Linked DNA regions of Homo sapiens: region 1 is linked to region 2. The links are chromatin loops, found by intact Hi-C in ENCODE. Cell type or tissue: PC-3. All regions are shown on one strand. Each heading gives the region's core, and the rest is flanking DNA. Links, peaks and the distances in the headings are about the cores only.

What was found. Peaks named below come from ENCODE experiments on the same cell type or tissue, not always from the same donor. Only the 100,000 strongest peaks of a DNase experiment are listed, where the experiment ranks them.
Region 1: a loop joins it to region 2, with 13 times the contacts of the local background. A loop is called at or near these places in 75 of 110 quality-filtered maps.

Annotation. Positions count from the first base shown.
Region 1 is chr1:159,173,445-159,181,444 of GRCh38, reverse strand. The region is part of intron 1 of CADM3 (cell adhesion molecule 3); the gene reads right to left. It also overlaps the pseudogene RNA5SP60. Among named protein-coding and RNA genes, the nearest start is that of CADM3, 5.8 kb to the right of the region's middle. In PC-3, for the core only: no CTCF peak of the experiment used is centred there; a DNase peak (open chromatin) is centred at 3,974; H3K27me3 peaks cover 3,545 bases.
Region 2 is chr1:159,219,964-159,236,831 of GRCh38, reverse strand. No RefSeq gene overlaps it. Among named protein-coding and RNA genes, the nearest start is that of ACKR1, 24 kb to the right of the region's middle. In PC-3, for the core only: no CTCF peak of the experiment used is centred there; DNase peaks (open chromatin) are centred at 6,721 and 7,201; H3K4me3 peaks cover 1,122 bases; H3K27ac peaks cover 2,543 bases.

The DNA.
Region 1 (8,000 bases), core at 1-8,000, 52 kb after region 2:
GAAGACAGGATGATAACAGCCCTGAGCCATTTTAGGAGTGTCTGTTTATCCCATCTCCTCATTCCCTTCTCACTATGATCAAACACTTTAGACATACGGACAGGTATGACTTGAAATCTGCATTCTAATGCAATACAGTCAGGAGGCCAGACTTTGAACTCTTAGTTGTCCTCTTAAACTAAGTAGAGGGATTTTATACCCTTTCCCCCAATTTATCTTGCTGTTTTCACACATATGTAATAAAACTGGGGGGAAAAAGTTCCTCATCTTAGGAAAGTACTTGAGAAAGGAAACATAACAGAGTCAAACGCAGAATTCAATTTAGCTCATTGGAAGGGTATGGGAAAATAGAGACTGGGAATGGGCCAGAAATCCCAGAAAATCAGAAGTAAAGAATATATTCTCTGGAGATGAAAAATCTCAGCCCAGGTTCCAACAACTTGCTCATACTCTGCACTACCCATCCCAGTGCCCCAATACCTGTCTGAGGGCATGGATGAATTCCCTTTCTCAGTGGGCTCTGTCTTATTCTCCTATGCTCCTTATGTTGCACTTTAGATATTACAGGCTGATGGCTTGGTGTGGTGGGATAACAATGCTGTGGAAAAGTTTAATTTGTTAGAAGTCAAGCAAGAAAGCACTCATCTCTGCTGGTTCTGATTTTCCTGACTTGTTTTTACTGTTTCCCTTCACTGGATGATCAGAGTCTGGGTGTGGATGACAGGTTCAGGGCAATGGTTAGGAGCATTACATGAAGAAAAATGTGTTCTGCTCTACACACCCACACTACTCTAGTTTCACTGATTCCCCCAATCCTAACTGCTATTTAGTCTCCCTGCACTCTTCTCACTTAAAAAAAAAAAAATCTGTATTTTTAAAATTGCGGTACATTGTTCGCATTAGCCTCACTTTGTGAGAATTTCACTCTTCTGTGAAATAGATACATTCTCCCAAGTCCACAGATCTCACAGTCCCCGAAATGGAAAATAATATTGTTCTGACATAAAGAACTCTTATCTCTCTTCTTAAATCTCCATTGAGTGTCTCTTATTTGATGGGGGCAAACACACATTTTTGTTCCCTAAGATAGATGCATATTTTGACATGTGCCCCTCAATACACACACACAAGACACTCTGATTCTCACTAATCATATTTCTGGGGTTTTTTTCTGACATGAACACACAGATTTTATTATGACCCAGATACAGAGCCCTTTTCACATGCCCATATTAATCAGAACCCCTTACTTCCAGAATACCATATGGCTTAAACTCAGAGATTCTCCCCAAAGCAGAATTCAGGCTCTCTCTTCTGCTCAAACTCCCCAGGAGAGGGCCAGAATCCTCTCCTCTCCAGGGTTGAGGCTCAGTCCATCTGTCACTGACATTGGACTCCAGGGCTTGGAAACCAGAAAAGAGTTGGCATTAAGTGGCAATTGAGGATAAATCAAAATATGGGAGGCTCAGGGGCTTAGTGGTGGTAATTTTTATATTTGTGTGAGATTAGCAGATAGAAGTTATGGGAAGAAACATATAATATGTATTTGGAAAGATCTCATCCTTAAGAACTACAGCAAGAACTAGTGAGTGCAATTGTTTCACTGTAATTTTTGCATTTGCTGGGCAAAAAAAAAATGATTAGGAGCAGATGGTAAAACTGGCTTCTCATTTTATAATAACTCAAGAACTCAGCTCCAGGCTCTTCAGACTGACTGACTGCTATGCTAAGTTCCAAGTTACCTCTCATTGATATACTTACTGAAATCAGAATTGGAAGCAAAGCGCCAGGTCATAGAAGGGTAAAAGTAAAATATGAAACAAGAATCTGCATATTTCCAATAAAATCTGTTGTCAGAAGTACTAGTTCTTCATCCTACCTTGCCAGTATTTGGGAGTATATGAAGAAAGGGGAGAAATGAATAATGGCTAGCCTACAGATGAGTGCCTGAGACATCAGCCTTCATTACTTTTTCTTTTTTCTCTCTAGAGCAAGGTGATGCACCTGACCTTCTTGACCCTGAACTAGAAGTAAATGAGCCAAAGGTGCTTATAATTAGCAATCAATACACAGTTAGTGTAAGTCTAGCTGGGGAAAGGGAAAATAAATCCTTAGAGAAGACAACATTTTAGTTTGTTCTTTAAGTTATTTAGCTTTCTTATTGTTCTCTTGGAGACTTCCAAGAGAAAGAGAGAGAGAGAAGAGAATCTTGAAGAATCCCAGGGGTAAGAGTTCACATTAAAGAATGATATATGTGCTGAAAAATATGTTGAGATTTCTGTATTTGAGTCCTTTCTGAAACCTGCCTGCTCTTCATGAGAACAGGGGGCTTAGGAAGATGAGTAGATGGGAGACACTCCAGCTGTTACTATAACCCTAATTCTGTCTTGCTGAAGCCTCGCTCATAGAGATAAATCACTCTCATTACCTGTCCTTGAGGAATGAAGTTTCTCCTTGTTTCAAATGAAGAAATGAAAGAGGAGTCCTGGAAATTCATCCTGGAAGCCTGCCTCTCCAACTAGACTCTGCTGTAGGTCACTCATAAGTATTAACTATTATATTAACTCTTATCCATAAATTGACATGGGAAAATCAGCATTTAGGGGATGAGAAGCTTGTGTAGTTCTGATGCGATGTGAAGAACAGGCTGGCTAATCTAAGACTGACGGGCTGAGCACTCTCAGCTCCCTACGCCGTTTGATATCATCAGCTTATTGGAAGGTACCCTTAAAGCATAGCAGAGTAGAGTTTAAAGATGCATCTACTGAGATATGGCCAAGGACCTGTGCTCTGGGAGAAGATGGTTATATTTAAAGCCATTTAGTTTTGTACAAGGTGGTTATAAAGGTGGGGAAGTTAAGTCAAGATTTTGATATTTGTTTTCTCCTATACATGTACTAACCAGGCCTAACCCTGCTTAGCTTCCGAGATCAGACAAGAGCCGGTGCGTTCAGGACGGTATGGATGTACACTTGATACTTGCTTTCTATGCCTCTCATTTACTGGATTCCTCCATTATCTATTCTGATAACCCATTGTTATGTATTGTCTTTGCTAAGGTTGAGGGAAAAGGGTAAAAAAGCACCATGACAGGAAAGTTAGAGTTGGTTGTCATGCTCAGAGTGCTATTAAGAGGTACATGTTTATAAACTGGGTAGGATTCATTTTACATTCCACACTTATAGTGTATACAGTCAATCCTGCATATACATGGGTTCCACCTCCATAGATTCAATCAATTGCAGATTGAAAATATTTTTAAAAGCTGTGCCAGTACTAAACTTGTATAGACATTTTCCCCTGTCGTTATTGCCTAAACAATACAGTAAAACAACTATTTACATAGCATTTAGATTGTATATGGTATTATAAGTAATCTAGAGATAACGAAGTATACAGGAGAATGTGCATAGGTTATATGCAAATGCCACTCCATTTGATATCAAGGACTTGTGCATCTGCAGATTTTAGTATCTGTGGGAGGTCCTGGAACCAATCCTTCATGGATACCAAAGTACAACTGTATATTGTTATCATATAAGAGCAATACTATCTCAATCTAAAACAGAACTATATATAGTTGTATTTTTAATCTATGAATCCAGATATGACAAAACATTCAGTTCTTTTGAGGCCATTTGAGGTCACTGTAGGCCACAATTTCCTGAGCATCTTACAAAAACCTTCTAGCACTTCTTTTTTAACCTAAGAATTGCTTGCCCTTCTGTTCCCTTTCTGCAGTTGATCAGATGGCTGTGAGGACTTTCTAGATCTATATCTCAGAGTTTTGTCATGTGTTTGTGGTGGAACAGGTCGGGGAGCATAACCAAGAACCTGTGTGTTTGTGGTGGCAGGGAGGGAGATTTCAGCCCTGTTCTGGGGACTGCACTGTGGAGAATAAGGAGATTATGAAACTTGGAGGTAAAACAGGACCATGGAGAGCAACAAGAAAAGCCTGGAGTGTCACTGTCAGGGGCTAGCACCATGGAGAGCTCAAAGCACAGGTATAATAGTTTGCTCCATAAAGAACAGGGGAACTGGGATCACGGGGTAAGGCAGCCAGCTCTCAAGCACAGGAACTAAAAGAACAGACATCATGGCTTCTATTAGGATCACTCTACGCTCATCACTTGCTCTATAAGGCCTCCTGAAGTGCTTTATTTGAACCTGTCTGGTTGATACACAGTCAAGAGACTGTGCTGAAAAATGAGGACCACCACCAGACTCAGTTTGTCAACATGATCTTCTGTGATTATGTTAAATACCTAGATATTAGTGGTGATGGAGGGGCTTTTAATGTGCTACAACTTACCGTGAGTAAAATTAGGCCTATCTTCTAAAGAGGGAACAGAGAGCCTGTGCCCCCTCAGAGACAGTAGGATGCAAGAAAGTCAAAATATGTATTTTCGTCAGGTAGGGTATGAGACGTATCAGACTCAGAATGTCCCAATGTATCCAAAATTGCTGTAAGTAGTTCAGACAATCACACTAGAAGAGAGGTATGGAATCATGCCTCTTAAGAAGAGTATTGTTCTCAGGATTTAGAAGTTTCTCTGTTAGTTGAGGAATTTGATGACGGCCTTAAGGCTTAGGAAAATTTTGGTAAAGAAAGAAATGATTCTTTAGTAGTTGCTGCTTCAGTGAAGAATATGTACCTTTACTTCTTAGCATCTTAGCTTCTATTGTGTAAAAATCTCAACAGATTCATGCGTTCAAGCCTCTTGAGAGCTCGACTTCTCTGTACTAGAAGGGATGGATCTTCTTGTCATATATAACAGAATTGGACTGGGTTTTTACTTGGGTAGTTATTGGAGCCCTGGGCACCAGCTGGTTCTGACCTTGTAAAAAATCATCACTACTGCTGATCCCAGAGGCAGAAACAGGTCTCTAGCCCTGGAAACTTGTTCTTCTTCATTTTATGATGACCTGAAGTATTTATACTTAATCGGAGCAAGTTCTTAGAAACAGAATCTTTTTCTGATGGCTTGCTTCTCCAGGGTCCTTTTCTGATGGTTTGTTTCTCTCTGTCTTTTGTAAGCATTTCCATGGGGATTGCTATTCTCAGAGATTAAGGGTGGACCTCTAAAACAAGACCCCATACAGGAAACAAAATGTTCTAGTACATGGGCCTATAGTCAGTGTTAAACATGAAACATTACATTCTAACATGAAAAATAAAAGAAAATATAATTACCAAAACTTTATAATAACTTTGAATTTTTCACTCAGTAGTCAGTAAGTAGCTGGTCCAATCCACAGCTTGCTTTCAACAAGAATCTGGAACCTAGATCACCATCCTTAGGTAAAATTCCATTACTGAGAATTAGATGACAAAAAAGGGATTGTTGAGCCAGTATGCAGTTCCACTGGAGTAGGAAACAACAAAGAATAAGACTAGTCACAGCCCCAGGGGTTTTCTTTCTCTGGTGATATTTTTTCCTACCAAGTGATTTAAGGAAAATAAACTTTTGATCCTGTTTTACATATTATTTGGACTGCAAGAAAGTAGTAACATCAAGAAGTACCAAAATCAAATCTAAGAATTTACAGAGCAATGGCACAACCTCTCAGTTTGTTATTTCAAAGTAACCAGAACGCCAAAGCGATGCTGTCTCTGGAATTTTATGGCTGCAGAACTATGAGTCACTCTCTCCAAGTGAATAGTGAATATCTCCAACAAGGCACTCTTGCAATTAGATTTGGACCTTCTTTCTTCTTCAGTTGGAAGAGGAAAGAGAAAGAGCCTAAGGGTAGTAAGCTGGCTCATTCTATCAGTCTAGGACAGAGGATTTTGAACTGTGTGGTAGAACCCCAGGTAGTTCCTTAAGGATTATAAGAATGTGTAAAAGCCAGTAAGACAGGGAAAAGGGATATAGGTCTTACTTCACCATTTCAACAACAGCATTCTCCTTTGATATGTTTTCCTCATTTGTTAAAAATGTCTCACATCTTTGTTTTAAAAACAAATGAGAAAACTGCTGCCCTAGAGGAAACTATTAAAACTAACAGTGCTATCCAGATCTATGGAGAAGCTTAGAATAGAATGGCATAACTGCTGGGTAGGCAGTTGACGTTACATACATTAGGACCTACATGAAACACACTGATTCTTCATGGAATTAACTAAACTCTGCTATGCAAGTGTCTCTGTGATGGTCTTAACTTTTCTGTGCCAGAAAATGCACATGTCTAAAAGGAGAGCATATCCTTCCCAAGAGTTACAGCTGCAACTAGGAGGAGAACAGGAACAGCAACAGAACAGTTACAGCTGCAACTAGGAACAGAAACTGGATGGAGTTGATCTGCCAAACAGATCTGTGGACAGCACTAGAGTGAATGCCTGCTGGACTTCTGTGGCACATTGGGCATGATGTCCTCACTGGGCATCTGGCCAGGGGGCTGTAGAATGAATGGTAGTGGACAGAGGTCATTGAGAAGAAATAGATGTTCATGTGTGGGGCAGTGCAGTACAAGGTTAAATTGCTATAACCTTATCTGAAACAAAGAGAGGCTATCCGTCTATCTATCTTTACCCTAGGCCAAGTCACAGAGTGCTGGAAATAACTTCAGAAGGAAGAGCCCAAGAAAGCTGGTCACAGTGTTGAATATTGAGCTGCTCACCAGAGAGAGGACACATTAAGTTCACAGGACTTATGTCCTCCAAACCCAGAATTGTCAACCACTGTGAAAACTAGTGGGGAAATGTGAGAAGGAAGGGCAGATGGGACATTCTAAATGTCTTACCTGTTCCTGAACTTCTAGCCACAACACTCATGGCCAGTCTTAGTTATCAGCTGCTTGCCCTCTCAATCCCTGTTCAGCCTTATGAAGCTTAAAAAATTTATGCTGTGCTCCAGGGAATGATATGCCCCAGCAGCACATTAAGTTTGTTTTCCTTATTTTAAATGGGAATAGGTATGCTACCACAACACCCTTGACAATTCAAACATCACCATAAGAGTATCTTGTCCTTAAACCTTCCCACCACATCTCTCATAGTTTTGGTCAAACATTACCAGTTAAGATACATATACATATTGCCTAGTTCTCTTCCTAGGGGCCCCAGGCCAACTCAGGGGTACGAAACACATGTCCATGATTGTGTGCAAAATAGTCTTCAGGATTACTGTCCGTGAGCATTAAATCTATGCATTTACCTCCCACCATCAGCACTGGCCTTCTTAGATCCAGAAACTAAAAGATAGAATTAATTTAAGACAGAAGATATGGTGGTTATGTCTCATGCATCAGTGTGTCCTGAGATACTGCACACCAGACAGATGTCCATTATCTGTAAAGATAATGCTCTTCAAGGAAAATGATGCTTGGTTTGACTCTTCTTTGGAAACAGACCCCTCCTGTTCATCTCCCACTTCCCCACCTCTTCTCTAGAAATTCCCCATTCAGAAGTTACTGCTTTCCACTGTTTCTCTCAGGCCACTGCTCTGAAGCATATTTCTAAATATGAGGATGTAACATTTCTCTTCCTCTCAACTTTAAGCCTGAATAGGGGCTGAACCCCCAGTTTGAGGACCAAGAAAGAAGAGTGTAGTTGGTGAAGAAAGACTTGGCTAGTATACTGATTTACTCTAGTCTATAGTTTTTTTTTACATCTTAGAGTAGAAGAGCTCACAGCTTTCTGGATGACGTCTTTCTCTCTTTTTGGGGCCCAGCCTAGCACCATCAGTTCCCATTGCTGAACAGTTGCAGTTTGGATCATATTTGCCTCTCGTCATAAAACTCAGCAGGTTAGGAAGGCCAGGGGCTGCAGTTGAAAGTCAAGGCCTAGTAGCAGGGTCATTAATGAAGCACAAACACCCAGCAGCCTCTCTGTCGTGCACTTAGCCTGCTCTCCCCAAGGACTCCCTTCAGCTCCTCAGTGAGTGGGGTCATCAGTGCAGTCCTCTGGGGAAGGGGATTCCACGTAGGGGAAAGGAGAGGCTGCTGTCTCTGTGGTGACTAGGGCGGGAACTCCCTTTGGGGAGTTTGATGGGTAGAGG
Region 2 (16,868 bases), core at 3,534-11,533:
TAAATGACTGTGGATAACACAAATTAAACTTAATTTTGTTTTCTGCTAAAGACCATAACTTACGACATTTTTAAGGATCTTCTCTTACCTTGTTTAATATAAATTTAATTGTTTCTAACACCATTTGGTTGGCATTCCCATCAGGTGTCTAACAGTTGTTGTAAGGTCAAATTTGATATGTCTTACATCAAAATATTCTATTATTCTATCCTTGGTAGATTCAGAAAATATTGTATGTAATGTTTAAGTTGTTTCAAAGAATATCGCATCTATTGGCATAGTTGTGACTACGTCCTCTAGTGACAAATTTAAACTATGCAATGTATATGGCACCAAAAAGTCTGCTGAATTTTTGGCTAAAATTTTGGGATAGATATATTGATTTGAATTGAATTCTGTTTTGCTCAAACTATTCATACAATGTCAAAAGGATATCATGACCATTTTCTAATATCTTCACCTAATAAAGCCCAAGATAATAAAGCTAATAGCTTCTTCTTTAGTCATGGAATTTGCCAATTTTATAAATGTAACTTTCTTTATCTTTCAATGAGCAGGTCAAAATTGTGTTTGACGTTTCCAAATTGCAAATTTGCTGTTAATAATTCTTTTTTTCAAGCCCCCATAGCCAAGACAATCCTAAGCAAAAAGAACAAAGCTGGAGGCATCACGCTACCTGTCTTCAAACTATACTACAAGGCTACAGTAACCAAAACAGCATGGTACTGGTACCAAAACAGATATATAGACCAATGGAACAGAACAGAGGCCTCAGAAATAACACCACACATCTACAATCATCTGATCTTTGACAAACTTGACAAAAGCAAGCAATGAGGAAAGGATTCCCTATTTAATAAATGGTGCTGGGAAAACTGGCTAGCCATATGTGCAAAGCTGAAACTGGATCCCTTCCTTACACTTTATACAAAAATTAACTCAAGATGGATTAATGACTTAAATGTTAGACCTAAAACCATAAAAACCCTAGAAGAAAACCTAGGCAATACCATTCAGGACATAGGCGTGGGCAAAGACTTCATGACTAAAACACCAAAAGCAATGGCAACAAAAGCCAAAATTGATGAATGGGATCTAATTAAACTAAAGAGCTTCTGCACAGCAAAAGAAACTACCATCAGAGTGAACAAGCAACCTACAGAATGGGAGAAAATGTTTGCAATCTATCCATCTGACAAAGGGCTAATATCTAGAATCTACAAAGAACTTAAACAAATTTACAAGAAAAAAAATCCCATCAAAAAGTGGGCAAAGGATATGAACAGATACTTCTCAAAAAAAGACATTTATGCAGCCAACAGACATGAAAAAATGGTCATCATAACTTGTCATCAGAGAAATGCAAATCAAAACCACAATGAGATACCATCTCATGCCAGTTAGAATGGCGATCATTAAAAAGTCAGGAAACGACAGATGCTGGAGAGGATATGGAGAAATAGGAACACTTTTACACTGTTGGTGGGACTGTAAACTAGTTCAACCATTGTGGTAGTCAGTGTGGCGATTCCTCAAGGATCTAGAACTAGAAATACCATTTGACTCAGCAATCCCCTTACGGGGTATATACCCAAAGGATTATAAATCATGCTACTATAAAGACACATGCACATGTATGTTTATTGTGGCACTATTCACAATAGCAAAGACTTGGAACCAACCCAAATGTCCATCAATAATAGACTGGATAAAGAAAATGTGGCACATGTACACCATGGAATAATATGCAGCCATAAAAAAGGATGAGTTCATGTCCTTTGCAGAGACATGGATGAAGCTGGAAACCATCATTCTCAGCAAAATATCACAGGGACAGAAAGCCAAACACCGTATGTTCTCACTCATAAGTGGGAGTTGAACAATGAGAACACATGGACACAGGGAGGGGAACATCACACACCAGGGCCTTTTGGGGGCTGAGGGGCTTGGGGCAAGGGATAGCATTAGGAGAAATACCTAATGTAAATGACAAGTTGATGGGTGCAGCAAACCAACATGGCACATGTATACCTGTGTAACAAATCTGCATGTTGTGCACATGTACCCTAGAACTTAAAGTATAATAATAATAATAAAGGTCACATACACACAAAAGAAAATTCTCTTTTTCATTCTCATTGTTTTTATTGGTAATTAAGTTTTTATTTAGTAAGGGATATGAAGTTGCAGGCATTTCCTTTCACCTGTTCAAGTTGAAGATTTAGTAGGAATAATTTTCTTGCCCATGTGCATTGTTTTCATAAATAATTATTTATGTAATAAAACATTTGTAATGTAATAATCACACATTTTATCTGGGTATTGCATTTCAGAAGTATGGTTACTTTCATTGTTTATAATTCTAAATTGCTCATCTTTTTTTTTCTTTTTTCTTTACAGCTTCTTTTCTTTCATGAGCTCAAATTTCTTAATGTGTATATCACAATCTTGTACTCATTCTCATTTAAGGGATTTTAAAAATAGCTGTAAAAGTGTACAAGATTTGAGTATATTCTCATTAAAATTCAAATTAAAATAAATATGAAAGATTTTATAAACAAAATAACATGTATGTTTTTAAGAAAGTTTTTTTAAGTACTTAAATGTGTTCAAATAAAAAGGCAAATATGAATTGTATTTAATAAATATCATGAATTCAAGATTATTTTAAGCTAAAGTTTTATTTTTTAAGCTTTACTTAAATCTCAATATTTACTTAAAACTCAAATATTTTTACAAAATTAATTTGTTCACAATTCTAGAGTTCAATTTCTTTGTACCTGCCAATGTAAAGAATCAGGGCCATACCTTTCTAATATTACGCATATTATGTTGGCCACAAATGTCTAAAGTTAAGAGTTATATAAACTGTTTAACATTGCAAAACATTTCTCATCTGCCATGTGTAACCTGTGCTAGTTGATGATTCTCTGTGAAACTGCAAATTGGAATGCAAAGAGAAGCAAGAAAATGGACAATTGGCACTACTGGGGAATGATAATCTTTTATACAAGAATGTGATATATTCATGTTATCCTAGAGGACAAATTTGACAAGTTAATTAATTTGTTTTTTTCTGTCCTAATAGCTTCTGCCATTCAAACCCCTCCTAGTGCCAGGGTGTATCCATCTCCTAGCGCCACAATCCACCAACTTAATGGTATTTGGATACAATTGCTTCTTAAATTAACTTTATTATTAATTGACACATAATAATTATACATATTTATGGGGTACTGAATGATACTTTGATACAGTTATACCATGTGTAATGATCAAATCATGGTAATTAGCATATATATCACCTCAAAACACTTATCCTTTTTTTGTGTTGGGAACATTTAAAATCCTCTCTTCTCATAATTGTCTTTCATTTTGAGGACAAAGGACAAGAGATGTGGAGAAGCATTTCTCTGGGGGAATGAAAGGTGTTAGGGCAGATGTAAGGGTTATATGTCCTTAAGCCAGCACTGGACAATGGATCCTCGGGGCAGAAACCCCTTTGGGTTTTTATTTTAATTTTTTTATATTTTTATTTATTTATTTATTTATTCTTTTTGAAGCAGAGTCTCACTCTGTTGCTCAGGCTGGAGTGCAGTGGCATGATCTTGGCTCACTGCAACCTCCACCTCCCGGGTTCAAGCGATTCTCCTGCCTCAGCATCCCAAGTAGTTGGAATTACAGGCATGTGCCACCATGACTGGCTAATTTTTGTATTTTTAGTAGAGACCGAGTTTCACCATATTGAACAGGCTGGTCTCAAACTCCTGACCTCGGGTGACCCACCCGCCTCAGCCTCCCAAAGTGTTGGGATTACAGGCGTGTGCCACAGTGCCCGGCCCCACTTTGGGTTTTTTAATAAATTTAGTTTTGGCTGTGTTTATAATACAGTGGTCCCTCTCCAATGTGAGGCCTAAGGCAGGATTTCCTTGCCCAAATCAAAGAGTGTTACTGATACTAGCAATTGTTTTAAATACTTTCATGGTAATAAAATGCCATAAGTTTAGCTTATTAATATGCACATTGGTGATGAGAAGTCTTATTCCCTTTTTACCTGTGTCTCAAATGTTATCAATAACATTTATCAGTAGTCTAATTATATATCTTGAATTTCAATATCCTTTCCAGTTGTGGACATTGATGGCTTTTTTTTTTCTTCATCCTTTTCTCCTTCTCTGGTAAAATAAACAAACAAAAAACCAAAAAGTCTGCTATTCTAGTAACTGTACTTCCTCTGGGTGGTGTGCCAGGGGTTGGAATTTTCTGATTGGCCAACCTGGATCATCTGCTCATGACAGTCTTGGGAGAGATGAGGTCCCACCCACTGCGCTGGGTGGGCATGTAGTACAGGATGGTCCATCAAAGTTGCTTTCCCCACCCTAGACATGATGATTAGGTCAGAGATGGGCCTATGGCGCCAGCAAGGACTGGGTTTTGGGGGGGATTGATATGATCTCTAAGACTTTTCTACTTCAAAATTGTAAACACAAGACCATGTCGGCTGGGCGCGGTGGCTCACGCCTGTAATCCCAGCACTTAGGGAGGATGAGGCGGGCGGATCACGAGATCAGGAGATCGAGACCATCCTGGTTAACACGGTGAAACCCCGTCTCTACTAAAAATACAAAAAATTAGCTGGGCGTTGTGGCGGGCGCCCGTAGTCCCAGCTACTCCGGAGACTGAGGCAGGAGAATGACTTGAACCCGGGAGGCGGAGCTTGCAGTGAGCCGAGATCGCGCCACTGCACTCCAGCCTGGGCGACAGAGGGAGACTCCGTCTCAAAAAAACAAAAACAAAAACAAAAGACCATGTAAGCCTAGAGAGGCCACAATCTATTTTTGCTGTGAACTAGAGACTGCATACCTGAGGAAAAAAAAAAAAACAACACAGAAGAGCAAGAGCCAGAAGACTGAGAGAATGGCATCTGATGATTTCACTTGAGCCCCTGGATCCAACCTCACTTATTGTGGATTTTTGAGTTACATGAGCAATCACATCCTTTTATTCTCGTCTTTTCTTTTTTATCTACTTCTTGTTAAATTTTGTCATTTATAATGAATGTCTTCCAAATAATACACAACCTTCCTCCTACCTGCCTTCTGGTATTGTTCTTTTATGTACTTCAGCATTTGACATGACTTTCCCATTCAAGTCTCTGTGACACTGAATAAATGAATGAATGAAGCTAACAATGACTTACTGCTTTTTCCTACATTCAGAAGTACTTATCACATCTGTCATTTACTTCTTTGATATGTGTATTATTTTCATGTTTACAAATGAGGAAAAATTTGCTCATAAAGTTTATGTTTCTTGCCCACAATCAATAGCTAGCTAGCAACTGGGGCAGAATTCAGAGCCTGGACTGACTGACTTAAAAACCTAAACCTTTTCTCCCTCCTCAATGAATCACCAGTAACGAAAATAGTGTTGTTGGATTATTTGTTTGCTTAAGATACTCTAAATCAAGTTATCTCCCAGTTGCCTGTCTCTTAGCGGTTCCATGATTCTCTTTGCTTAGCATATCTCTTCACGTACTTCCCCCAAAGAGATCATTGATGTCTCCCCAGTGTCTGCAAATCAATTAGTTTAATAAGTAGTGATTCTCATGTTTGACTTTTGGACTTCTTCTTAGCATTTTTATGATTCTTCTTAGTATCTTCAGCACCAAGCACACACCCTGCCACATAGTAGGTGCTGCAGGCTACAGAAGAATTCTTTGAACCTTTGATTACTTGCTCCTTGACTATATGAAAAAATAACTACTGTGTTCCTGAGTCTTCTTTTTTCTAAAAGAGACTTCCTTAATCCTTTCAGTTCTTCCTTATAAACATGTTTCAGTTGAGGAGGGTTTAGGTTATTGCAGTCTTATGAATATGAAGGACAATTTTCTTAGGAAGATTACTTTGATATTTATGTACAGGTTGGTAAGAGGAAAAAGAGAAAGGAAAATGACCAGTGGTGTTCTATCACAGGAATAAGCCATGAGCTTTTCATGGCCCTTACCATAACACGACAATTATTTATTTTTCACTACTATTAGACTGTAAATTCCATAAGTGCAGGCACACTATTTGTCTTGTTTGTTAATTTTTTTGAATGTCAAGTATAAAACACATGACCCTGCACCTGGTGTGAAGCCTATAGGCTTAAAGTTAGACTACGTTAGTTCAAATCCTGGATCACTCTATAATATGCAAACTCTCATAGATCAAGCCACATAATTCCCATAGCCTTGATAGTTTTGTTTTTAAGTGGATACCAGTCATTCCTATCTCAAATATTCATTGTGAAAATTAAGTTAGGTAGTTCATAGAAAGTGTTTAGCATAATGATGGGCACATAGCACTCAAAAATGCCTTCAAAATTATTATCAGGCCTTCAATAAATATTTTTAAACGATCTAGTTGTAGTTTCCTGACCTTCACTATTCTTGTTCCTAACCTCTCCATACATGCTGGTTTGATAATGTTCCTTGCTTTTAAACAACATTTCAGGGGGAATATGACCAATGAAATATCACAAAGACTGGCCACCTTCCTTTTGCATAGTTAGCTTTCTCATCTAATCAGGAGTTGACTCCTTTGTGCTTGCAAGACCCCTAAAGCTTTCTCAAACATGTGTCATTTATCAGCTTCTTCATGGAAATCTTGGGGTAGTAACTAAGCACTCATCAGATTGGAATCCAGTAGTCAGGGTGATAGCTTTGGCTTTAAAACGAGGTGTGGACCTGAGGGCAAATAGAAAGGACATTATCTCCTCAGTAATCTGAGGAAGCAAAGAAAATAACTCTGGAATTGGAGTTGGATGGCAGGAGAACAAAAGTTAAAACTGGGAAGCAGGATGGAGATGACAATAAATACTTGCTTTCTGTGTCAGCAAATGCCAAGCTGAAGTAATAAAACTGTACTTATAGTTGTTAATCCAGATATAGTTTGCATCCTGAGAGCTTTGCATATTGCAATAAAGTGTCTTTGTCCTCTGAAACAGCTGTGGGGGAGGGCTGGAGCTGAGAAGTGAAGGTGAAAGCAAGTGGGTCCTGGGGCACGGCCTTCGGAGGGGCAGCTGCTCCTCACCTCTTGTGGTGGAGTGGTAATGGAATCAGCAGTGAAGGCGGCCACAGAGCCTGCTGTTTGGGAGCTGCTCTGGGTGCCTGCTTCATCACATGTTAAGAGAAGATCATGTGCTTTCACCAGCCCAGATGGACACCACCTGTTTCTGTGCCAACATCCTGAATTTGTGGGCACTGAGCGGCAGCCAAAGGGCAATGTCCTGACTAAATTGTAGCTGTGGGCCTTAGCCCTGTCATCGAACTAAACACATTTCTCTACGCCTTTGATTCTCTCTGTGTGTGGAGATGGGCCCACAGCCCAGGCACTCATAGGCAAAAACCAATACCTCCCTGCTCTCAGGCATATCCAGGACTGAGCCAGGATAGCGTCTCATCCAGAGAAGGGACTGGCCTTCTTTTGAACATATCCTTCTCGATGACTGGTATCTTGAAAATGTATAATGAAGATCTGGTTACAGAGTCAAATCATTGACTAGTTAATGAATTAAAAGGTTGCTTCTAAACTTAATGTTTGGCTCCTGTAAGAAAGATTTAGGCCTATGTTTAGCCTAGCTCACCTAAAAATAAGGTTTCCTTTTCTCCCAAATTCAAAATGCCTTGAGAAAATATAATACCACGTATACATCCTGAAGCCCTATGTGACCGAGTCCTGTCTCCAGCTTGCATTTATAGATACTCTGAAAACAGAAAATAATTCAAATAAGTTTGATCTTTGATGCCCTCAAAGAACATTTAGGGGAATCCCATTCAGAAAGCACAACATTCCTGGCACAGAGCAAGCATTTCATAGATAGCAGTTTTGCTTGCGATATTATTATTATTATTATTATTTTCAATTTATTGTTGTTTTATTTTACAAGCCCCTCCCCAAGTTCCTATCTCTACAGGGGCTCTGTCCCAAAACCCTAAAATCTATTTCTGAAAGCTCCTGTCAAAGCACACATCTTATCTGAATCGCACAGAAAGCCATTAACAGCTAGGAACACAGCTTAAATTAGTTTATCAGATTGGCTTCACTCATTTAACAGAGACCAAAGTAACAGAACCCTGGAGCCCAGTAAATAAATAGAGGTTTCCTGGCCTCCAAAATGCAGAGTATTCAAAACAGTGCTTGTAAGAGGCTCAAATTTCCTGGTCTAAAAAAGACAAATACTTTGAATAAATGTAACAGAAAAACTAGAGTCCACTCATAGTGGATAAATTTTCTTCTTACACATTTGGAGGAAGTAGCTACCTTTAAATGTGAATGTAAAAAAAAAAAACAAGACACATTCCTAGACTTTGTATGGCATAATGCAACTGATAGAATACAAACAGAGCAATAAGTTTCTACTTTATGATATCTTCTACAGGAAGCATTACAAATTAAGAGTGTATGTCTCTAGCATTAACTTAGAGAAGCAATTCAATTGTGGAGAAATATACTTTGACAGGATAAGGTCAACTTATCAATCAACAGAAATTTTATGGCATAACTTTTTTTCCTATCATCAGTATTTGCTGAGCATTTACAGTGTACTAGGCACAACAGAACATACAGAAAACATTGTCCCTGCTCTTGAGGAGCTCACATTCTAAAAGAAAAAATACACCTCTTTTAAAACGGCATTTTTTTCGGTGTTTTCTGCAAAGTACCGAGGAAATATTTTGTAAAGTGAGCTTTGGGTATAACTTAGCCCCATCCTTATTTAGAGAATAGAGGAAGAGAAAGAGGAGGGATTTTCAAGGCAGACAATGACAAACCATTCAGGATAGGTAGGGTTTTAAAGAGCGAGAAACACAGTCTCATCAACTAAGGAGAGATTTGCTGTAGTAAATAGGATAAGGGAAATAGTCTGTGGGATGCAAGCAAAGGAAGCAGGGTGTCTTAGACATTGAGTGGGGCAAGAAAGATCATGCGGCTTTTTTTCCAAGTATATGGCCACCAAGTAGGAATGATTGGTGACAAGACAGAAGGCTAAAAAAGGAAGGTAATTTTGTGCACCTAACATCCCACTCCTTTAATTCTAAATTCTACAATTACTAAATAGTTTTTGATTCTCCACTTTGCCAATTGTGTGACCTTAGTCACGTCACTTAAACTTCTGAGGCATGTCTTTAACAGCACAATGAAAAGGCTAGGCTACATAATCACTATGTTTCTTTCAGGTGCTAAACTTTTCTGTAAATTATATCATTTGTAATTTAATCTCCTGGGCAGACAACATATCCAGAAGCTACTATAAGAGAACTGGTTCCAATTTTTAAGCTTTATATAATATAATGTGCATCTTTTCCTATTAAATTTTGCTACTGTTTCTATTTACCTTTAGTCTGGACCAACTGGGGTACTTCATTAGAGGAATATTATTGTTCCTATTAGATATCATATTACAGTTTACAAAGTGTCATGCTAGAAGACAGGCAATAGGGCATAATGATCAGAGAGTGTGGGCTCAAGAGCCTGACTGACTGGGTTTGATACCTTCTTCACTGCTTCTTACCTGCATGCCCTTGGGATAGTTACTGGTGCTCCAACATTACCTATACGAAAAAGGGATACAAGAGTACCTGCTTAATAGGATTATTGTGAGGATTAAATGAATTAATACATTAAAGTGTTTCAGACAGTTGCACAGCCCATAGCAAGCACTCAGTGACCATTAGCTACAATGTTAATTACAACTATCATATCCATTGATCTTCACAAAGCTAAACAGTCATTTCTAGTGACCCTTCAGATGAAGCAACTGGAGGATAAGACAAGTTGCACTGATTGTCAAAGGTCGCGCAATTCAGAAAGTTGGGTCATGAGAATGGAACCTAGGCATTCTAATTTCAAGTCTAGTGATCTCTCCATACACTCTGCTTTCCCTGTGAAGCCAATGGCTGGAATTTCACCATTGACTGGTCTGATGAGATTCATCCCAGCCGAACTCTGCCTCCTAGTGAGAGTGCACCCCAGTGCTCAGCCATTCATCTTTAAGTCTTCATCTTAATGACCAGCAGACAGTGCTAATAGCTACATCACTTTCAGTGTGGGGCACAAGCCATTATAATATCTCCCAGAGACATCTTCCTTCACTTCCTTTTCACTGGAAGTAATTACTGTCTTCTTTTAGCAGCCACATCACTTTATAGTGTCCATAAGAGTCCATATAAGAGTCCATACCATCATTCACTTCCCAGCACACACTATGGCTTCCTACATAAACATCTTATTTACTCTGCTACACTCTTCACTCCTTGAGTGAACTGTTGATGTCTTATTCAGTTTGCACCTGGTTATGCACTCTATAAGTATCTGCTGATTGAAGAGAAGAATGAATGAGTGTATACTTGAAGTATTTAGGATCAAGCCCCTGCAGAGAGACATAATTGAATTCAACTCAAGTAAATTTTGAATGATGAAATGTACCTGGCACTATACCATATATACCATTATAGGAGACCCAAAACATATGTCATAGTCTCTTAAGCTTTTTTGGACAGGCAAGACTTATACTCATGAAGAAATTATACCTGCGGGGGGAAAATGGAAATGAGGTAAGAGAGTACTGGCAGTCCTCAAATTAGAATGTTCTTCCAAAAATTCATTTAAGTTGGTTGTTTGAAGTTTGGAGTAACTCTATCTATGAAAACATTGTCATCAGCTTTATAATATGTTTCCAATATTGGTCCACAATATTTTGCCAGAAAAGTCAAAGATGGGAAGGACTTTAGAATTTATCTACTCAAAGCTTCTCATTTTATAGAAGAGACAGTATGACTTTCCTAAGATCACACAGTGAGTAAGCTGAAACTAGAATTCTCATTTTAGCAACACTCAGTAGTAGTAATAGAAAAGCAATCATCACGACAGGGAACTGTACTTGTGTAAATATTTATCAAATGTCCATTATGTGGCAGACTGTGCAAATGCCTTTTTACCCAAAGCACCATCCTTGACGATCCTCTCCTTCCTCTGCCCTCTTTGATTTACATTCTGCTGATTTTACTACTTCTATATTCCTCTGATCCATCCTCTTCTCCCCAACTCTACCATCACTTTTTTAGTTAAGGTCACTTCCTCTCTTATCTGGCCAATTACAGCAGCTTCCCAGTTTGCTCTCCCAAGTCCTTTGTCTCTAGAACCTCCAAAGTGATCTATGTATGACATTTAAGAAACAAACTATATCATTACATTTCTCTGCTTAGAACTTTCATATGAGTCCACTTTGCCTACCAGATGAAATGCAGGCTCCCTAACTTGTTCTACAAAGTTCTCCATTGTCTACTGCCTGTGCGCCTCCCCTGTCACTCCCCGCCTCCCACTTCAAGCAATGACAATACAGACCTGCTTGCCATTCTCTGCTCGACCATGATATTTTTCCTCCCTCTTCTAGCTCACATTCTCACCTCTCTCTGAAGTGCCCACCTCCGTTCTCAGCTCACCTGCCTAGGTCCTATTTGTCCTTTGGTAACAGAGGTATCCACTTCCCTCTGTCTCTATGTTGCTTCAGTCTGGCTCCTGAGAAGAGGTTTTTTTAGCTCTTTATTCACTAGATGGTGATAGAAAAGAACTCAAAACAATTTTTCCACTACCCTATTAGGTGACCAGGGATTTTCTAAAATCTTAGTATGTCCAGGAGCATTACTTGAGTGAGTCAAATCAGAGAATCCATGATATAACTGGACCCATTGCATTGACTGAAGAATTGATACGTATCTGAGGCAGAGATCGGACTGCATGTGATAACTGTGTCCCTAGAGAACAGGAATGGTCAGAGCTTGAGATGTTGACTGGCCAGCTGCCCTTCTAGGAAGATTGTCCCTAGAAGCCACTGCTGGAATGATCCTCTAGTGTAGGCACTGCTTCCAAGCAGCCTGCTCTCTTGTCCACCAACCTTTACCTCTTATGGTCCAGTGTCCTGCCTAGCTCTTTAAATGGCTTCTTCAGGGACTCATGACCCTAACAGCTTTTTTTTCTCCTGTGTTCCCCTGAGATCCTCTCAGACTTCTCCCAACAAGAACTGAGTCCAGCCTCCTTACATAATAGGGGTGTTGGTCTACTGGGAACCAGATATTTGCCCCAAAGCCTATTTACATGTGATTGCATAGGCCAACCACAGCTACCTAGCAATTTCCCGTCCAGCCTTTAAACCCAAAGGCTGATCATGTTCCCAGTAAGCGGAAATAAGGGTTCATTTTGCACCAAAATGATATTTCTCCAATAAAAATGAAATTGGATGACATTCATTTACAACAGGGTGTTCTTATGAAGCTTTAAGACTTAGTTCAGCATCACTGCTGACATGAAGCCACTCTGACAAGCAGGTCTTCCCCCACTCCTCTCTGTCTGGGCTGAGTGCCTTCACTCTGTGCCTTGTAATAAGCAGACCAATATCTCCATCACTGTGCTGACCACATTGTGTTGCAATGATCTGTTTATACACCTGTTTCCACCATATCTGTGAGCTTTTTGATAGCAGGGGAGATCTTATTCATCTTTACATTTTTTATCCTAACAACAGTGTCTGACACAAAGTAGATGCTCAATAAGTAATTGTCTTACTGTATTTCACTGACTTCCTTTGATAGCTGGAGTAAATCAGAGAGCTGACCTCTTCCCTCAGGAAAGTTATATACAATTTAACCTTGTTATTAGTATGGCAAAGAGCCATCCTTTTCTGAGGGTTCTTTTCTGATGCCTCCTAGGAAGGTGCCTCCTAGATGAGGCACCAAGAATTACTATGCAGATGAACGATACATAGAAATGTGTCTAGCAGGCCGGGTGCAGTGGCTCACGCCTGTAATCCCAGCACTTTGGGAGGCCAAGGCGGATGGATCACCTGAGGTCAAGAGTTTGAGACCAGCCTGGCCAACACGGTGAAACCCCATCTCTACTAAAAATACAAAAGATTAGCCTGGCATGGTGGTGCATGCCTGTAGTCCCAGCTACTCGGGAGGCTGAGGCAGGAGAATCTCTTGAACCTGGGAGGTGGAGGTTGCAGTGAGCCAAAATCACACCATTGCACTCCAGCCTGGGCGACAGAGTGAGACTCCATCTCAAAAATAAATAAACAAACAAACAAATAAATAAATAAATAAGAAGGAAAGAAAAGAAAAAGAAATATGTCTAGCACACCAACAACAAACAGCTCAGACTGGCTGAATGGCCAGCCAGAGGTGTGATGATTTAAGTCAGTTAGATGTCTCTGGTAAGAAGTTTACAAGAAGTAAGGGTATTTTACATTTTCCCTCAGGTTTCTGGAGGAGGGGCACACTTTGCGGAAGGGTGGCGGGTACTCTGACCGATAGCACACAGAATCAAATCCCAAAAGGTCTTTAACGGTTATTTCTTTCAAGAGAACTTCATATTAAGCAATAATCCTACAGTCTAGATAATAATTTATTTTAAAAATAATAATAATCCAGCAGAGCCCTAGGCACATATGAAAGGCATTTACAATAGGGAGTCTTCCAGGAACTTTTATTCTTACAGAGGAGATAAGGCACGTGCATGTGCAATTGGTACACAGATATCTTTCTAGTTGCTTTTCTCTGAATTGCAAAAATTGGCAGAGGCAAGATCTAGTGGTGACGAGGGACTTCAACTAGCAGGACATCTGCTGGAAGTCTCATGCAGAACATCTGATGAATATTTACCTGGCCTTGCTGACAACTTCATCTCTCAGTAGGCAGAAAAAGTAATGAGAGGAAACTGCTAGTCAAGGCTTAATTATGACCAGTAAGGAAGACCTGGATAATGATGTGTGTGTTATAAGAAACTGGGAGGAAAGTGACTGTGACATTTCCAAAAACTGATAATAAATGATAGGGTGGCCCCTTATTATAATAAAATATGGCAACTATCTCAATTCCTTTTGGGAAACAAGCAGTGCATGAATAAATTAACAAAAATATTTAGATCAGTACTTCCCAGACACCAGGAGAACAAATGTCTAATAGTTCAGAGCAAAAGATTACGATCTTGTGACCTATGATGCAAAATTAATAATGGAGCCCCAACCTCTAACAGGATGGGCCCTTCTAAGAAATGAAATTCAAATAAAATAATCATGAGTCATCCTGATAAAAAAAAAAAGGAGAAAGCAGCTAACAAAACCCATGGGGCTTCATAAAGAGCTCTTTGATGAGCTCAGATTGAATAAAGGCTTGCACAAAAGATATAAGGAGGAGAACATAGCAGAACAAATCCAAAACTTCACATGGTCCTGTAAGGACAATAATAAGACTAATGCTCACGATACACTGAGGATTCACTATGTGCCAGGAACTGTGCTCAGCACTTTTGCATATATTAACAAACTGATTCCTCAGAAGAGCATGACAAAGTCGATGTCATATTTATCTTCTTGTTATAGATGAAAGATCTAAGAAACAAAGTGGTTAAGTTACTGACCCAAGGCCAAAAACCCAATAAGTAGCAGAGTTGGGATTTTAATCTAAATAAGCTGGTCCAAGAGTTGACACTCTTAACCTCTATGCTCTCCTTCTATCGATTTCGCAATACTCCTCAGGACATTGTATGGCAAGTCAGAGCAGAATGCATAGGGCTTTGGCAAAATATAGTTTCAAATAGCTTTCAAAGGGGATATTCCATGTAAAAGGAAGAAGAAATGATAGAATAAAATGGAGGTGATAAAATGGAAACATGGCAAAGAAAAAGCAACCCTAATAAACTCTTAAATTCTTGCCATGTTCTCCAGAGAGGTTTTTAAGTTGGAAAAGGTAGATTAAATATTGTAGTCTTTAAGCCAAATTAAGAAGGCAAAGCTTCCAGTTTGCTCTAAAATATTAGTGGTTTTAGGATTTTGAAGATATTAACTGGCCCAAAGGGAAATAAGACACATTTGTGCTGTGATTGTAGCATAAAAGTAGAGAGCTCAGGTCAGAAGGTATAAAAGGGAAATATCATGGAAGCCAAGACCCTAAAGACCACGCAGGCCAGCGCTTTGTCCCATTTTACTCCATGTTACCAACTAGATCTGAAGTTTATGCTCAGTTCTGGGTATCACGTTTTGTGGAGAGTATTGACTAATCATTACTCCACCCATGTCCAGAGAAGTAAAAACCAATGGTAAACAATAGGTACTGTGCTGTGTGGAGATCTCTTGGTGGAAATGGGGCTGTCTTATCACTATAGGTGTAGGTCAGGTGCGGTGGCTCATGCCTGTAATCCCAGCACTTTGGGAGGCTGAAGTGGGTGGATCACCTGAGGTCAGGAGTTCGAGACCAGCCTGGCCAACATGGTGAAACCCCGTCTCTACTAAAAATACCAAAGAAAAAAAAAATGAGCCGGGAGTGGCAGCAGACGCCTGTAATCCCAGCTACTCTGGAGGCTGAGGCAGGAGAATCGCTCCAACCCAGGAGGGGAGGCTTCAGTGAGCCAAAGTCGTGCCATTGCACTCTAGCCCGGGCAACAAGAGCAAAACTCCAACTCGAGCAACAACAACAAGAACAATAAAACCATAGGTATAACATTTGAATGGTAATTCACTATTTACAAAGTGCTTTCACAGGCATTATTTTCCTTGATCCCAACAACATTCTTCACCAGTAAATACTCCTAGCCCATTTAACAAAAGTTCAGAGGAGGAAATCAAGATGGTAGCAGAACTGGAACTGAGTTTAAGCCAAAGGCTCTGCTCACTATAACCAAGCTCCCTTATTGTTGCTGTCTTCAAAGATCTGAAAGACAATCATGTAGAAGAGGGGTTAGATTGTCCTCTTAGCTCTATCTGAGCTCTAAAGTATAAATAACTTTTCAGCACCCTGACCCTGTTCAAATGGAGCCAACAGGATGACACATAAAGTTATTCCACTGATGGGAAATTTAGTCTATTAGAGCAGTGGTTCTCAGACTTCTACATTTCATGAACAAAACAACAACAATAATAAATGGAGAACTTACATGGGATTAACAATTTTACCACCTACCTTTTGTCAGCTCACTGAAAAAAAAAGAAACTGAACAGCAAGGAAAGAACAGCTTACTGCCACACTGCCTTTCTGTATTCCATTTTGCTACAGACTGGTTAAAAAAAAAAAAAAAAAGTCACAAATTGGCAACAATCCACAGACCATTATTTGGGAAACATTGGATTAGAGAGTTTTTAAGGTTCTTTCTAATTTTAAAAATAGTACGACTTTAAATCATGTATTTTGGTACTTAATTATGCCTTTCTTAAATTTTAGCTAACATCTTGAAAGCTTACTCAGTGCCAAGCAATGTGTTAAGTTCTGTACATGTCAGTCAATTTAATGCTCCAAATAACCCAATGTAAAAGATACTGCTGGTCTACTTTCATTGGAAACTAAGACTCAGAGAAGTTCTGTGACTTGTCTCAGGTTGCACAGCTGAATTGAACTTTGATATCTAACTTCAGTGCCTCTACTTTTAACGACTGCTGTAAGAGCGAATGTTTGTGTCCCATCAAAATTCATATGTTGAAATCCTAACCCCCAATATAATGGTTAGGAGGTGGGGCCTTTGGAGCAAGATTAGGTCATGAAGGCTTAAGTGCCATTATAAAAGAGACCCCAGAGACTCCCCTTGTCCCTTCTGCCACATGAGGACATGAAAGAAGGCAACTGTCTAAGAACCAGGAAACTGGACCTCACCGGATGCCGAATCTGCCAGCACTTTGATCTAGGACTTTCCAGCATGGAGAACTGTGAGAAATGGATGTTTGTTGTTCATAAGCCACCCGGCCTATGGCATTTTGTTATAGCAGTCTGAAGAGACTAAGACAACTGTGTTATATGCCTTCTATTATATTATTAATATTAATAAAATATTTCAAGTATTAAA